Linked DNA regions of Homo sapiens: region 2 is linked to region 1. Evidence: read pairs that join two places in POLR2A ChIA-PET (ENCODE). Cell type or tissue: GM12878. All regions are shown on one strand.

Region 1 (8,000 bases):
TCACGTGTTGGCTCACGCCTATAATCCCAGCACTTTGGGAGGCTGAGGTGGGTGGATCATGGTCAGGAAGTCAGGAGTTCAAGACCAGCCTGGCCAAGATGGTGAAACCCCCTCTCTACTAAAAATACACAAAAAAATTAGCTAGGTGTGGTGGCACGCACCTGTGGTCCTAGCTACTCAGGAGGCTGAGGCAGGAAAATTGCTTGAACCTGGGAGGCAGAGGTTGCAGTGAGCCGAGAACACACCACTGCACTTCAGCCTGGGTGACAGAGCAAGACTCCATCTCAAAAAAATAAAAAAAATGTCTACAAGTGTTGGGGAAGGTGGCGTATGGAAACTCTCTGTATCTTTCTCTCTGAATTTTGCTGTGAACCTAAAACTGCTCTTAAAAAATAAAGACTTGAAAAAAGAAGAAATCAGATTGAGTCATGAGTCAAACCTCAGTTATGAGGTTCCAATCTTGGCAAAAGGAAATGGCAAGAGTGAGTACTATTGTTAAATTTGTCAAGAGTCAAATTTATCTGTGATTCAGGGTAAATTCCCTGGTCCAGGGTTGGAGGCTTTCAGAAGAAAGAGAAACCTAGTCAGAATTTCTAGAATAGTGTTTCTCAGTTCCTCAGCATTTCCAGACCAGCTCACGGGCATCTGTTTCAGGCAAGGCACCAGTCAGGTTATCTATGTCTAGCTTGATAATGAATAGCTTGAGATATATGTCCGGGCTCCACAATCAGTACACTGCCTTGTTCTTTATCCCATCAATATTGGAAGATTCCCATTCATACTTATAAGAACATTTAGATAATTATTGATATTCAAATGAAACATTGACGCAAAAAGAATAGATTTATCACTGAAGATTATTGTCCATATTTCATTAGACATAAACACAGAACATGCAACGTTTTAGCTTTCAGCTAATCTTTCAACTTGAAAGATGAATATCAATCAATTCTTTGGTTGAATGTGTCTCTGGAAAATATTTTTACGTGATCTGTGGCAGCATTTGGATGTGATTTTTCAAACATCATCAATAATATATCATTAGTTTCTTTCACTGACAAAGGAAGAAAATTATCAGCTGTAATGATTGACAAATTTATTCACGGCTTGGTCTTCTTAAGACATTCTAATATTGTGTCCTGAATATTATAAATTATACTCCTTTAGCTCTGAAATGATAGATTCAGTTTATTCTAGATACTGACTACAATTTTGAAACATATCAATCCATTCTAAGTAATTGAAGTAATTAAATCACAAAGAAATATTTCCTTTTTATGCCTCACTTTTTTTAAAAAAGAACATTTTGGTTTTGTTTTTTTTTAATGAATCACTCTGTGCAACTTTAAAAGTAGAGTTTTATATTCACTGACCTTTTCTTAACATACCACACTGAAAAGATACAACACACACACACACACACACACACACACACACACACACATACTGGCTGCAGTTCTCTCATAGTAAAAATTTTCACAGTGTCTTTCAACCTTAGATCAAGATTGTGAGACATATTGTTGGCTACTGATTATTCTCTGTGAATAAAATGCTAGAAAAAATTTATGTGTACTGTTGGCATAGATCCCAGCACATTTTGTGCTGTTCTTCTCATGGCTCACAAAATCACTTTAATTTTTTAAAAGGCTTTTCTTGTGCCACAGGCTTTCAGTGATAAAAAGTTGTTGACCACACTCTATGTCATATATACATTACACGTATTTGAGAAATTGATTCATACTCCGCCTATCAGTGGTTTAATCCAAATGTAAAGCACAATATGTGCTGGAAATTCATGCTTAATAATTTCTCTTCAGTTTTTAAAAGTTGTTATTTATTTATTTTTTAGATGGAGTCTCGCTCTGGCACCCAAGCTGGAGTGCAGTGGTGCGATCTCGGCTCACTGCAACCTCCACCTCTTGGGTTCAATCTATTCTCTGGCCCCAATCTCCTGAGAAGCTGGGATTACAGGTGCGCACCACCACGCCTGGCTAATTTTTGTATTTTTGGTGGAGACAGGGTTTTGCCACGTTGGCCAGACTGGTCTCGAACTCCTGGCCTCAGGTGATCCATCCCGCTCAGCCTCCCAAAGTGCTAGGATTAAAGGGGTGAGCCACCGCGCCTGGCCACTTTACTTTGTAAAATCACTGACAGTACATAATATCCCAAAGTGTTACTTGATTAAGGAATTTGGCAAAATTTCCATAAAAGCTTTGACTAGTATGGTGGGGTTTTCAGCAATAGTGTGATTTGTACATGTTTTGAATGATGTCTCTGCAGTGTTGGACTCTTCTACACTTGAACATAAAATTCTCATATCACCCTAAAAAGCATTATTTGGTGGAAGGACTTGAGGAAAGAACTTTACTGGATGTCCAAAGAGGTTGCTATTTTATTTTAAAATGGTGCATTTCTATGGCTACAGCAGTATTTGCAAGGTTTCAAGCTTGACAGTTCCTTGAGCAGCAGAAGCCATGAATTGCAAGTTTAATAAAATACATTTTAAGATATTTCATATTATCTTTTTATTGACACTTCTCATTTTTTTGGATGAATTCTGTTTGTTTGTTTGTTTTTGTTTTTGAGATGGAGTCTCGTTCTGTTGCCCAGGCTGGAGTGCAGTGGCGCAATCTCAGCTCACTGCAACCTCCGCCTCCCAGGTTCAAGTGATTCTCCTGCCTCAGCCTCCCAAATAGCTGGGACTACAGGCATGCACCACCACGCCTGGCTAATTTTTGTATTTTTGATGGAGACAGGGTTTTGCCACATTGGCCAGACTGGTCTCGAACTCCAGACCTCAGGTGATCTGTGCACCTCAGCCTCCCAAAGTGCTGGGATTACAGGCATGGGCCACCATGCCCGGCCAAGAGCAGAGCTTTCAAAAGACGTTTGAAATAGCATCAAGATCCTGAGGCATTTTTTTAAACTGTAAGGAGATGAAACATGGCTTCACCAGTACAATCCTGAAGACAAAGCACAATCAAACTAATGGCTACCAAGAGGTAGAAATGGTCCAGTCAAAGCAAAAGCAGATCATTCAAGAGCAAATATCTTGGCAACAGTTTTTTGGGATGCTCAAGGCACTTTGCTTGTTGAATTTTGGAGGACGACAGTGTGATCATATCTGCTTATTATGGGAGTGTTTTGAAAAAGCCAAAACTCTAGCAGAAAAACACCCAGGAAAGCTCCACGAGAGAGTCATTCTCCAACACAACAGTGCTCTTGCCCATTCCTCTCATTAAACAAGGGCAATTTTGCAAGGGTTTCAATGAGAAATCATTAGACAACCACCTTGCTGTCCTGATTTGGCTCCTTCTGACTTCTTTTTGTTTCCTAATCTTAAAAAATCTTTAAAGGGCATTCAGTTTAGTTAATAATGAGAAAAGATGGCATTGACAAGTTAAATTCCCAGGACCCTCAGTTCTCCAGGGATGGACTAAATGGCTGGTTTCATTGCTTACACAAGTGTCTTGAACTTGATGGAGCTTATGTTGAGAAATAAAATTTATATTTTTTATTTTTATCTTTTAATTTTATTTTTCCACAAACTTTTTAAAGTCCACTTGTATGAAGACTTGGTGGGGCATTTTGAGGGCAGGGGCTGTTGTTTTTGCCACTGTTCAAGTTGTTGGAGTTGTTATCCACTTCCCCTCCCCCTCCTTACGTACACTCCATGATTAGAAGCATCCTGGTGATCACTAAGAGCTCCGCCACTTCAACATCCTTTCTTGTAATTATTTCATGAATGGATCAGATTTTAGACACGATGATTTACGCCATCAGTTGAAGATCCTTAGCTGTAGCAGGTCAAGATGATGACAGATGGCATAGTTGATTTCTAACTGCCTACAGAGACTAATGTATATCTTTTCTTTGAAGACCCTAAAAGCATATCTGGTGCTCATGTTCAAAGGGGCTTAGGTTGTCCTGCAAAGTGCTTCTTCCAGGGACTCCCTTCCACTTTGATCCAAACAAGCTGAATTTTGGATAAAATGGGGCTAAAGAATGGAGTTCAGGGAGCATAAAAAGTCAGAGGCTTGGATTCATGTTTCAGCTCTCTTCTAAAAAGTTGCTTAGCCTTTTTGAGACTCAGTTTCCTCATCTGCACAATGGGGATGGTCATCTTTGCTTAGCTTATTAGAATTTGTGACAATAATTGAACTAGACAGTGAATATGAAAAGACTTTAAAAACTATAGGCCGGGCGCGGTGGCTCATGTCTGTAATCCCAGCACTTTGGGAGGCCGAAGTGGGCGGATCACGAGGTCAGGAGATCGAGACCATCCTGGTTAACATGGTGAAGCCCCGTCTCTACTAAAAATACAAAAAAAAAAAAATTAGCTGGGCTTGGTGGCGGGTGCCTGTAATCCCAGCTATTTGGGAGGCTGAGGCAGGAGAATGGCATGAACCCAGGAGGCGGAGCTTACAGTGAGCCGAGATCGCGCCACTGCACTCCAGCCTGGGCGACAGAGCAAGACTCCGCCTCAAAACAAAACAAAACAAAACAAAAAACTGTAAACCACCACACAAAGTGAAATGACCACATTATTTACTATTGGAATGATGATACCTACACTTTTGCCTGGAGTGGGTTTCAGGACTTTTATTGAGAATGGGCTCCATGGGTAAGTCCCTAACGCCAATGAATGCTTGGCTGATTTTACTACTTTCAGAATAAAAAAAGGTGACCTGAAAACTCTTTATGCATGACTCAACACTTTCATGTCTAAATATTTATCCAAAAGAAATAAGAACATATGCCCACAAAAAAATATTAGCACATGAATGCTCATAGAAGGCCTGTTCAGGAAAGCCTGAAACTGGAAACAACCCAACTGTCCAACAACAAATGAACGGATAGAGAAATGTTGGTATATTTATGAAGTGAAATTCTACTCAGCAATAAAAGGAAAAAATTACTGATACACATAAAATGGATGACTCTCACAGGCATTACATTTACAGAAAAATTGCCTGACATTAAAGACTACAAAGTATATAATTCCAAGGAATATTTGATGTTCTAGAATAGACAAAACTAATCATTGGTGACAGAAATCAAATAAGTGGTTGTCAGAATGGTGATTGGGTTGGGGAATATTGATTAAAAAGAGAAGCAAAGGAACTTTCTGAGGTGATAAAAAATGTTTTATATCTTGATAGTGGTAGAAGTTAAATAGATGTGTACATGTGTCAAAACGCATCAAACTGTACACTTAAAATATACATAAATTATATCTAAATAAAGTTTTACTTAAAAGTATGTTTTGATATAAAGCTTTATTTAAAGTTTTCAATGGTTATTGTTAATTCTGTCTTGTTATGGGTTGAATTAGCTCTACTGCCCCCCATGCAAATTCATATGCTGAAGTCCTAACCCTTGCTACCTCAGAATGTGACTATTTGTAAATGGAGTCATTGTAGATGGAATTAGATGAGTTTAGATGAGGTCATCCTGGAGAAAGGTGAGCACTCAATCCAATGTGACTGATGTCCTTATAGAAAGGGGAAATTCAGACAAATAGAGACACACACAGGGAAAATGCCATGTGGAGAGGAAGGCAGAGATGGAGGTGATGCTTGTACTAGGCAAAAATGTCAAAGATTGCCAGCAAACCACCAGAAGCTGGTGTAGAAACATGGGGCAGGCTGTTCTTCACAGTCTTCAAATGGAACCAAACCTATGTGACATCTCAGACTTCGAGGCTCCAGAACTGTGAGACAATACTTTTCTGTTGATATGCCACCAGTTGTGGTACTTTGTTACAGCAGCCCTAGCAAACTCATACATGTCCCTAGAGTTTAGTTCTCACTTTCACTAACTGCTCAACTCAACTATGTTAATTGAGCACCCTCAAGACCCTGTGAGAAAAACATAAATAAAAATTGTCCTCCTTGGATAACATATATATGAAAAAAACGGAAAGAAAAGCTTAGTTCTGTTAGTTCCCAGCAGGAGTGCTGAGATCGTGTCCATATGAACCAAAATTGTATAAAATAGCTTTAAAAAGTACAGAGCCAACATAATCACCTAACAGTGTGCAATTCTCAGTCTATCTAGCAATAGACTGAGAATGTGTCACTCAGCCAACACATTTCTGTTCTAGTTTAAGAAATCTACTTGGGGAAGTGCATTAAGACTAGAAGATTGATAGGTGCATATAAATTGAATTTGGTTAAGGGATATTTTTAACAAGTTCTGGGAGCAGAATGAATCACCTCTCTCCACCAGAGGTACATAACTGCCCTGAGGTCATTAGTGATTCAGGGTTCCCACCTGCTAAGAGTATTCTATGAACATACTGACAGTCTACTTACTATTCATTCTTTATCTTTAAAATTTTATTTTTAATTGAAAAAATAATATTTTAAATATATTTATTGGGCACAATGTGATGTTTTGATATATGTTTACAATGTGAAATGATTAAATCAGGCTAGTCAACATATTCACTACCTCACATACTTATTTTTCTATGGTGAAAACATTTAAGATCTACTTTTAGCAATTTTGAATTATGTAATGCATTATTAATTATAGTCACCATTCTGTGAAATAGATCACTAAAGCTGATTCCTCTTGTCTAAATGAAACTTTCTACCCTTTGATGGACAGCTATGCTTTCCCCATCCTCTCCCGTCCCCCAGCCCTTGGTAACCATCATCCTACTCTCTACTTGTAGGAGTTCAACTTGTTTAGATTTTGTGAGTGAGAACATGTGGTATTTGCCTTTAGAGTCCTCTAGGTTTATCCATATTGTGTTAAATGACAGGATTCCCTGCCTTTTTAAGGCTGAATAGTATTTCATTGTAATATATATACATACACACACACATATACACACACATATATATACATATATACATATATGTACATAGATACATATATATGTACATATATACACACACATATACACACATATATACACATATATACATATACATATATACACATATATGTACATATATATAACTTTTTTTCATTTATCCATTCACTTAATACATATGATGGAGGGCTTTATATATGCCAGGCTCTGTGATGAATGCTGGAAATTCAATAGTGAGAAAGACTCAGTCTCTGCCTCCAAAGAGCATCATGGGCTAGGTGCTGCAACGAGGAATTGCCAACTGTTGTCATGAGAGCACAGAGAAGGGACTCAACCAGCCTTGAAGAATCAGGGGAGGCTTCTAAGCTAATGGTGTGTGCCTGGGGATCACATTGTTTCAAGCAGCAGTAACAGGATGTGCTCAGGTCCAGATGTGAGAGAGAGAGAGAGCATATGTCTTCAAGAAACTAACAGTAGCTCCCTATAGCTGAAGCAGGAGTACAAAATAGTGAGTTTAAGTGATGAGGCAAGAGATATGAAGAAGCTTGACCATGCAGCTACACCGGGCAGCATGCCCTCTGAGACATCTCATGGAAGCCGGAAATGGGAGTGCCTTGATACCAAGCCAGAGAAATTATAATACTAAGTAGATAGACTGAGCAGCACTCCTCCTGGGAAGAATGAGACAAGCCCTGAATTTGGAGGTAAGTTGTGGATTGGTGATTAGAGGAGAGGTAACAGGCACCAAAGCAAGAAATAGTATTGATGCAAAGCTGAGGTTAATTGGATGACAAAATGAAGAGCATAAGGGGCTCAGACACAGACTGAGCAGAAAACGAGTAGCATCTGAACCTAGATTGAGTTACTAATGGATGAGAAAGAGTTCTTAAAGTTGATGACCACGGGATCCATATATAAGAATGTCCAATCTCCCCAAATTGATCCACGAGTTCAGTGCAATGCCAATCAAAATCCCACTAACAAGTTTATTTTAAAATGTAAATGAAAATACAAAATTTTTAAAAAGCAAAGCAATATTGAAAACCCAGGAAAAATTAGGAGGACTTACACAACCTGATCTCAAAACTTACCATTATCAAGACAGAGTGTTATTGACACAAGGAGAGACAAATAGATAAACGGAATGTGGTAGTCTGGAGATGCACCCACATGT
Region 2 (8,000 bases), 160 kb after region 1:
TGTTTGTGTGTGTGTGTGTGTTAGGCCTGTGCTGTCCAATACAGTAGCTACTCTGGCTACGTGTGGCTATTAAACACAGTTGATCTATGATTATGTTACTGAGAAATTAAATTTTTATTTTAGTTTATTTTAGTTTATTGAGATAGAGTTTCACTCTGTTGCCCAGGCTGGAGCACAGTGGCACGATCTGGGCTCACTGCAACTTCCACCTCCCGATTCAAGGGATTCTCCTGCCTCAGCCTCCCGAGTAGCTGGGATTACAGGCATGTGCCACCAAGCCCAGCTAATTTTTGTATTTTTAGTAGAGATGGGGTTTCGCCCTGCTGACCAGGCTGATCTCAAACTCCTGGCCGCAGGTGATCCACCTGCCTTGGCCTCCCAAAGTGCTGGGATTACAGATCTGAGCCACCACGCCCGGCCTAAAATTTGTATTATTAATTTAGATTTAAATTTTAAAATGGAAACAATATAAAATACTTTTCTATTAAATTCAACATTATTGTTTTGATTGAACTCTACCTCACTTTAGCCTTTGCATGGCCTCATATAGCAGTGCTGTATACTAATGCACTTTTTGGGTACACATGTTGCTTCCACTATTATGCATAAGTACATCACTGATCCAGTCAGTGTGGATGGATTGATTCAGTTTAAATGTTTTTTTCCTACACAGCAATGCAATATTGTAACATGTATCTTTGAATGTTTTATATTAACAACTCCAATTACTGTGGTAACTATGTGAATCTTAATTGGTAATTAAATTGAAGAACTTGTTATTATTTTAATTATAATACAATTAAATTATTTTTTAGTATAAAAATAAATATGGACAAATTTTTTCTACTTAAAATAATGGAGATGCAGAAATTAATACTATGATTAGAATGGAAAAAAAATAAGAGAGTGGAAGAAAGCATATTGTAAACTTTACAATGAATGACAATTGCAATTTACTTCAGCAGAACAAATCTAAGAGACCCTCTGTTTTGAAAAGAAAAAAAGAAAGAAACAAAACAGAAAGAAAAATGTAATAGACAGTATCGAGACATTTATAGCAAATACTTGGTGAATTTGATAAGTTCCTCCTGAAAAATTAAAAAATGATTAACTGAACTAGCCACCTGGCATCAGAATTAATGTCAAAAAATTTAAATGATTTTTAACAGAATCCAAGCTTGTAGTAAGGAAAAGACTAAAAATGATATTTTACAAAAAGTGGGGCTGGGTTTGGTGGCTCACGCCTGTAATCCCAGCACTTTGGGAGGCCAAGGCAGGCTGATCACAAGGTCAGGAGATCGAGACCATCCTGGCCAATATGGTGAAACCCTGTCTCTACTAAAAATGCAAAAATTAGCTGGGTGTGGTGGCATGCGCCTGTAATCCCAGCTACTGGGAAGGCTGCGGCAGGAGAATAGCTTGAACCCGGGAGGCAGAGGTTGCAATGAGCCAAGATCACGCCGCTGCACTCTAGCCTGGTGACAGAGAGAGACTCTGTCTCAAAAAAAAAAAAAAAAAAAAAAGTAGAAGAACTTCAATTATGCCACCAAACAATTGTCCATATAATTGAAGACTTTTCTAACAATATCAAAGGTAAATTTATTCAAATATGAATAAATTGAAAGGACTTCATTTTAGCTTTAAATGAGTTGAGAATAATAGAGACACTACCCAACCTGGGGGCAGGTTGTCTCAAAATGCTTGCAAATTTAGAAGACAAAAATCTGTTATCAACCCATGACCTAAAATATGGAACTCGTAGCAAAGTTATTTTAAACTCTTTTATATCTGCCAAAGAATAATTTTACTTAGATGTGGGAAATAAAATTTTTCTATCATGGTGGATGGTGTTCAAACTATTTTAGATTTTTTTTAAAAATCCAAATTTATTGGAATTTAAAACAACAGACTGATACTATCTTTATTGCTTCATTTCACTAAGTACTATGAAAATATTTGTACTCTGAAGCATATTTTTCCGAAGCATATTCTGTGAAAGGCCTCATGTGCACAGGTGTTAAAATTCTTCAGTATATACATATAAAAGTTGTGAATTACTGCCAGTTATGGATCTATTGAACAAAATAGAAGACAATTAACTTAACAATCTTGTGATATTTGCTAGTGTTCATCAGTTGTGTGGTGGAACAGTTATACAAAAATTTACTGTATTATTAACTCCATTTGCTTGAAGCAAAATTCACCAAATCAAAGACAAAAAATGACATTGTGATTTACATTCCTAGACAATATCACACTCATATAAACAAGCTAAATTTGAAGTTTCATGGAACGAAAAGGTTTATTTGTGACTCAGCAAGACCAGTATGAGAATTTGCTGAAATTATAATTTTCATTATACAAATCAACAATAATTATATTACACATTTTTCTAATGTGAATTAATATGCAGAAGATTGTAATTGACAGTATTATGTACATTGGCTGCAAAAATGACAAGACAAATTTGAAGAACATTGTATTGATATTAGTAAATTTAGAGCTGCTTTCCAATTTTTGCAATACCCTTTTGAACCCAATGTTGATACTGAGTTGACATAAGAGTTAGTGAATTTACTGTGGACAGACATGATTTTGAAATGAATATGCTTTGGCTTCAAAGCATATTCAAAGTCAAATTGATTGTTCTAAAATGATGAGCCAGTTTTGTCAATATAGATTTAAAAATTAAATGAAAATGATGCTTTGATATTCCATTCTGTTTTTAGAAAACTTTTAAGTTTGTTTCAAACAGCTTGAGCATGTGATTCTACTGTTTATTTTTTTATTTTTCTTTGAGACGGAGTCTCGCTCTGTCACCCAAGCTAGAGTGCAGTGGCGCGATCTCGGCTCACTGCAATCTTCGCTTCCCGGGTTCAAGTGATTCTCCTGCCTCAGCCTCCCGAGCAGCTGGGACTACAGGTGCCCGCCACCACACCCAGTTAATTTTTGTATTTTTAGTAGAGACGGGGTTTTGCCATGTTGGCAAGGCAGGTCTCGAACTCCTGACCTCAGGTGATCCACCCTCCTTGGCCTCCCAAAGTGCTGGGATTACAGGTGTGAGCCACTGTGCCTGGCCAATTCTACTGTTTTTGAGAATATGCTTTATAAAATCTAAATATAGATAAAATATTTTTGATGAAAATTAGCTTATAAATTAAGATGTGCTGTCAGTGTAAAATACTCACTAGATTTTGAGGATGTTGTTATAATAAAAAGAATGTGAACTATCTAGTTGATAATTTTCCATGTTGATTAGATGTTGAAATGGTAGTATTTGTATATATTGGGTTAAATAAACTACATTATGAACATTAATTTCATCTGTTTCTTTTTACTTTTTAATGTGGTTGCTAGAAAATTTAAAATTACATATGTGGCTTACATTATATTTCTGTTTGTTTGTTTTGTTTTTTTTGAGACCAGGTCTCACTCTGTTGCCCAGACTGAAGTGCAGTGTTGCTATCATGGCTCACTGCAGCCTCAACCTCTTGGGGTTCAAGCAATCCTCCCACCTCAGCTCCCAAGTAGCTGGGACTACAGGTGTGAGCCACCACACCAGGCTTTTTTTTTTTTTCGAGAGACAAGGTCTCACTATGTTGTCCAGGCTGGTCTCAAACTCCTGGGCTCAAGCCATCCTCCCACCTTGGTCTCCCAAAGTGTTGAGATTAAAGGCATGAGCCACTGTGCCTGACCTTGCATTATATTTCTATCAGACAGCAATGAGGGTATAGACATCAATAAGACCTAGTTCCTTCCTTCAAGCAGAAAACTAAACACAGAAACAGCCAATCATAAAACATTATGGAAGTCAAGGGATGGAATTCAAAGATGCTGAAGAAGTATCAGAGAGTGTACCTAACTCAGCTTGGGGAAACCAAGGAGGACTTCTTTGAGGAGGCGATAACTGAATTTGATCTTAAAAGAGGAGTAGAGATTAAATAAATAAGAAAAAATAAACATGACTTTCCAATGGAATGGTCATTTTCAACAATGGGCTATAGGAGTGAAGTAGCAAACTCATGTGGGAGACAAAAAGCAGTTCTGGTTTACTGGGGTGTAAAGTGTAAGGAAGATATGGCTGGAGATCAGGCTGAAGAGGCAAATTAGATCATGAGGGGCCTGGTAGATTGTGCTAAGATTGGGACTTATTCTATAGGTGACAGCTAAGGGTTTTAAGTAGAGCACTCAGGCAGTAAACCCTGTAAACTCTTGCTGGGAGGTTTTCCTTTCCCAATCTGTTTCACTGTGGAAGTGGGAGTACTGATCATTTTCATTGCTTGATTGAACTGAGTCAGTGGCAGGGACCTTTCTCAAGAGATGACCTCTTACATTGTGTGGCAGCTGGTTTCGTGTCACTAGAGACAGTCCTCCCTCATTCAACACACTTCGAACTCACAAAGCTGATTAATTTAGCCTTAAATCTCAGCATTTATTTATTCCACTGATCACTATCTGATATATTATATATTTTTTCATGGTTCAGACTTTCCCCTACTGAAATGTAAGCTGAGTGAAACAGAGACTCTGTCAGTTCATGACTATATCCTTAGAGACTTTCATATAGCAAGTGCTCAGTGAGTACTTTTGAACAAATAATCACATTAGATAAGATAGTGACACCTACTGACAATGTGTAGTATTGTAATCTAGCTCTACTGCACTCTGTAATTACTTGGATATGACACCTAAGGAAGACAAATTCCATCAGCAGGGAGTCCCTATCTCTGAATGATGCTGACTTAACTGGCCCAAAATTACAACAAGTGAAAAGTCAAGGAAGGCAAATGCATACCTAGAAAATTATGGCAGCCTAGCATAGTGAAAGAACAGAGACTTGAGACTCACATTGACATGGGTTTTCCTCCCCACCTCAGGTATTTACTTGCTGTGTGACACTGGGCAAAGTAATTCACATCTCTAAGCCTTAATTTCCCCATTCATAAGAAAAGGCAATAAAACCAACAGTGTTTTGATATTAGAAATGATATATTTAGAGTGTCTACTGTAAATGGTAGTTTATTATTTTTATTTTTATTTTTATTTTGAGACGGAGTCTTCACTGTGTCACCCAGGCTGGAGTGCAGTGGCATGATCTCAGCTCACTGCAAGCTCCGCCTCCCGGGTTCACACCATTCTCCTGCCTCAGCCTCCCAAGTAGCTGGGACTACAGGTGCCCGCCACCACGCCCGGCTAATTTTTTGTATTTTTAGTAGAGATGGGGTTTCACCGTGTTAGCCAGGATGGTCTCGATCTCCTGACCTCATGATCCACCCACCTCAGCCTCCCAAGGTAGTTTATTAAGTATTAGTTTCTGTATAAGGCTTTATGGAGGGGAGGGAACTTGTCTGTTGCTAACTATCTCTCCTTCATTGTGGTCCGGAAGGAGCTTTGAAATCATTCCCATGCATTTGGTTTTTCAGAGAAGGTATTTCTCTGCTCATTTCATTGCAGGCCATTTCCTGGCCTTGCACAGTGAGTGAATAAGTAAATGCGTAGATTGCTCAGACTTCTGAGATCAGAAACCTTTCTCAGGAGGTTTTCCAGGCACAAGAAAATCAATAGCAGATGTCAAGCAGCTTCAAAGCTGATTACCTTGAAATGAATGGTCACACCTCCTTTCCAGCCAGGTCTCCATCTTTCTCTTGTTCAAGGGTCAGCTGCAATACATTAGATCCCTAATTAAGAAAGAAGATGATCAGCAAATGACTCCTCTGAGCAGAATACTAAACAACCGGAAGGGTCTTGGAACAGATCTGCTGGCATCTGCACAGAGGAAGAACATGTAGATAGAATTGAAGCTGCCTTAATTGGTAGTGGTGTAGGGATTGTATTTCACTGCTCTGCTGGGAGTAATAAAGGCCGACATTATAATCAGTGCGGCAGTAGAGAAATGGAAACTTAGAATCTGAGCTGCTCTGCTATTCAACTAGAGCCAGTGAAAAGGAAATGGATACTCTTGGCTGGTTGAAAATGTAGAGCCTCCACCAAATAATTAAAATACCCTTGGCAGGGTAAAACTAGACCCTACACCTAATAATAATAATAATAACAACGACAATAACAACAATATTATCTATGGAGTGAAGCTGACCTCGATTTAAATTCTTTGTCTATTACCCATTTAGCCTAAAGCATATTGCTTAGCCTCCCTGAATCTCCCTGAATCTTATCATTTATAAAATGGGATCATGGAAAATGTTAAATAATTAATCTATCATAACTGGCAGAATTCCCAGCACAGAGAAAGCTTGCAGACAATGAAAATCTCTTTCTCCCCTCCCTTTCCCTATGTGCTATTCAAAGTGTCTTTATATTTGTCAGATGTTCCCAGTCTAGGTTCTGGATAGACATGAGGGTAGAAGGCTACAAAACCTCTGGTATTTTATGCAAAATGTCATATGAATGTGGTCTTTTCTGATGAGCATGTCCATAGTTTTCAGCAGATTCTCAAAAAGGGTTAATCTCTCAAAAAGTTTGAAAAAATCCCTGGTATATTTTATCTTTCTTTTATGACTTGGCCTCTGCTTCCCCCTGCACCCGTATTGCCTACTGTTTTCTTCCTCATCACTGTATTCCAGCTACTCTGACTCCCTTTATTCCTCAAAGATGCCATGCTCATTCCTGCCTCAGTCTTTTACTTATCATTCTTTCTCCTCCCTACGTCTTCACATGCAAAACTTAGCTCACAGGTTACTTCTGGAGATGGTCCTTCCCTGACATCCTAATCCAAAGAATCTTCTCCAGTTACTTTCTATTGTATCAGTATTAATCTGTTCAGGCAGCTATAGATTGCTGCATAGACTGGGTGATTTAAACAATAGACATTTATTTCTCACAGTTCTGGAGGCTGGGAAGTCCAAGATCAAGGTGCCAGCTAATTCAGTTCCTGGTTAACGTTCTCTTCCTGACTAGTAGATGGCCACTTTCTCATTATGCTGTCACATGGCAAAGAGAGAGTGATTACCTTCAAAAGGCCCTATGTCCACATACCTCACACTGGGGAATAGGGATCCAACATATGAATTCTGAGGCAAAACAGTTCAGTCCAGAACTGTGTGCCAATTACTACAAGAGTGGATGGATGGATGGATGGATGGATGGATGGATGGATGGATGGAAGACAGATGGATGAACGGATGAGCAGATGGATAGATGGATGGATGGATGACTTTTGAGTGCATCCCTGTAAGGCATAGAAGAAAAGTTTCTTTTCCCATTTTACAGATGGGTAAACTGAACCGAGGTTCAGTGCCTCAGAAAAGGCTTATGGACAGCAGTTAAGAGTATTCTCTGGAGCTAACTGCCTGAATTCAAATCCCAGCTTTACCACTTATAAATTATGTAACTTTGGGCAAGTTACTTAATCTCTCTGTTCTTCAGTGTCCTCATCTGCAAAATGCTGCTAATAATTATATATGATATTAGTCATTAGAGCTGTTCACCAGTATTCTGATTCTTCCACTTCTAGGCACATAAGCCATGTGTTCCATGCCCACGTGAAGTTAGGTCTGGATATCAAATGTGAGCTGAAGTGTCTGTGTCATCCCCTTGTGGAAACTTTTAAGAGCTAATGTGAGATTTGCCCTTTCCTGTTCTCTGACATAAAATCTGAAACATTCTGTATGAAGGTCATTTTCTTAGCCTGCATCCTGGGGTGAAGACAGAGTGGAACGGAATTCCCATGAACCTACAACGAACAAAGAGCACGAGTGAGAAACAAACTACTGAGATCTGGTGGTTGTTTGTTATCACAGCATAACCTAGCTAAGCTTGACAAATACACATATATACCAACTTACTGAGCTCTTGTAAGAATTAAATGAGGTGATGCAAGTAACATGATTCAAAAACATCTGGCACATAGTAGACACTACATAAGTGCTTGCAATAATTATTACTCAGTGAATGTCGAAGCTAAGACTAAAACTCATGTTTCCTGGGGCTATAATTATAAAACAAATTTTACTGCACTTTTTAATTCTTAAATCTACAAAGGA

What was found. Peaks named below come from ENCODE experiments on the same cell type or tissue, not always from the same donor. Only the 100,000 strongest peaks of a DNase experiment are listed, where the experiment ranks them.
Region 2: POLR2A ChIA-PET joins it to region 1 with 7 read pairs; 1 of 35 experiments calls an interaction of 5 or more read pairs at or near these places.

What each region holds. Positions count from the first base shown.
Region 1 is chr22:33,240,492-33,248,491 of GRCh38, reverse strand. It overlaps a transcript of LARGE1 not described here. Among named protein-coding and RNA genes, the nearest start is that of LARGE1-AS2, 80 kb to the right of the region's middle. In GM12878, no CTCF peak of the experiment used is centred here; DNase peaks (open chromatin) are centred at 501, 4,641 and 6,122; H3K4me3 peaks cover 255 bases; H3K27ac peaks cover 3,251 bases.
Region 2 is chr22:33,080,073-33,088,072 of GRCh38, reverse strand. It overlaps a transcript of LARGE1 not described here. Among named protein-coding and RNA genes, the nearest start is that of LINC01640, 24 kb to the left of the region's middle. In GM12878, no CTCF peak of the experiment used is centred here; a DNase peak (open chromatin) is centred at 4,632.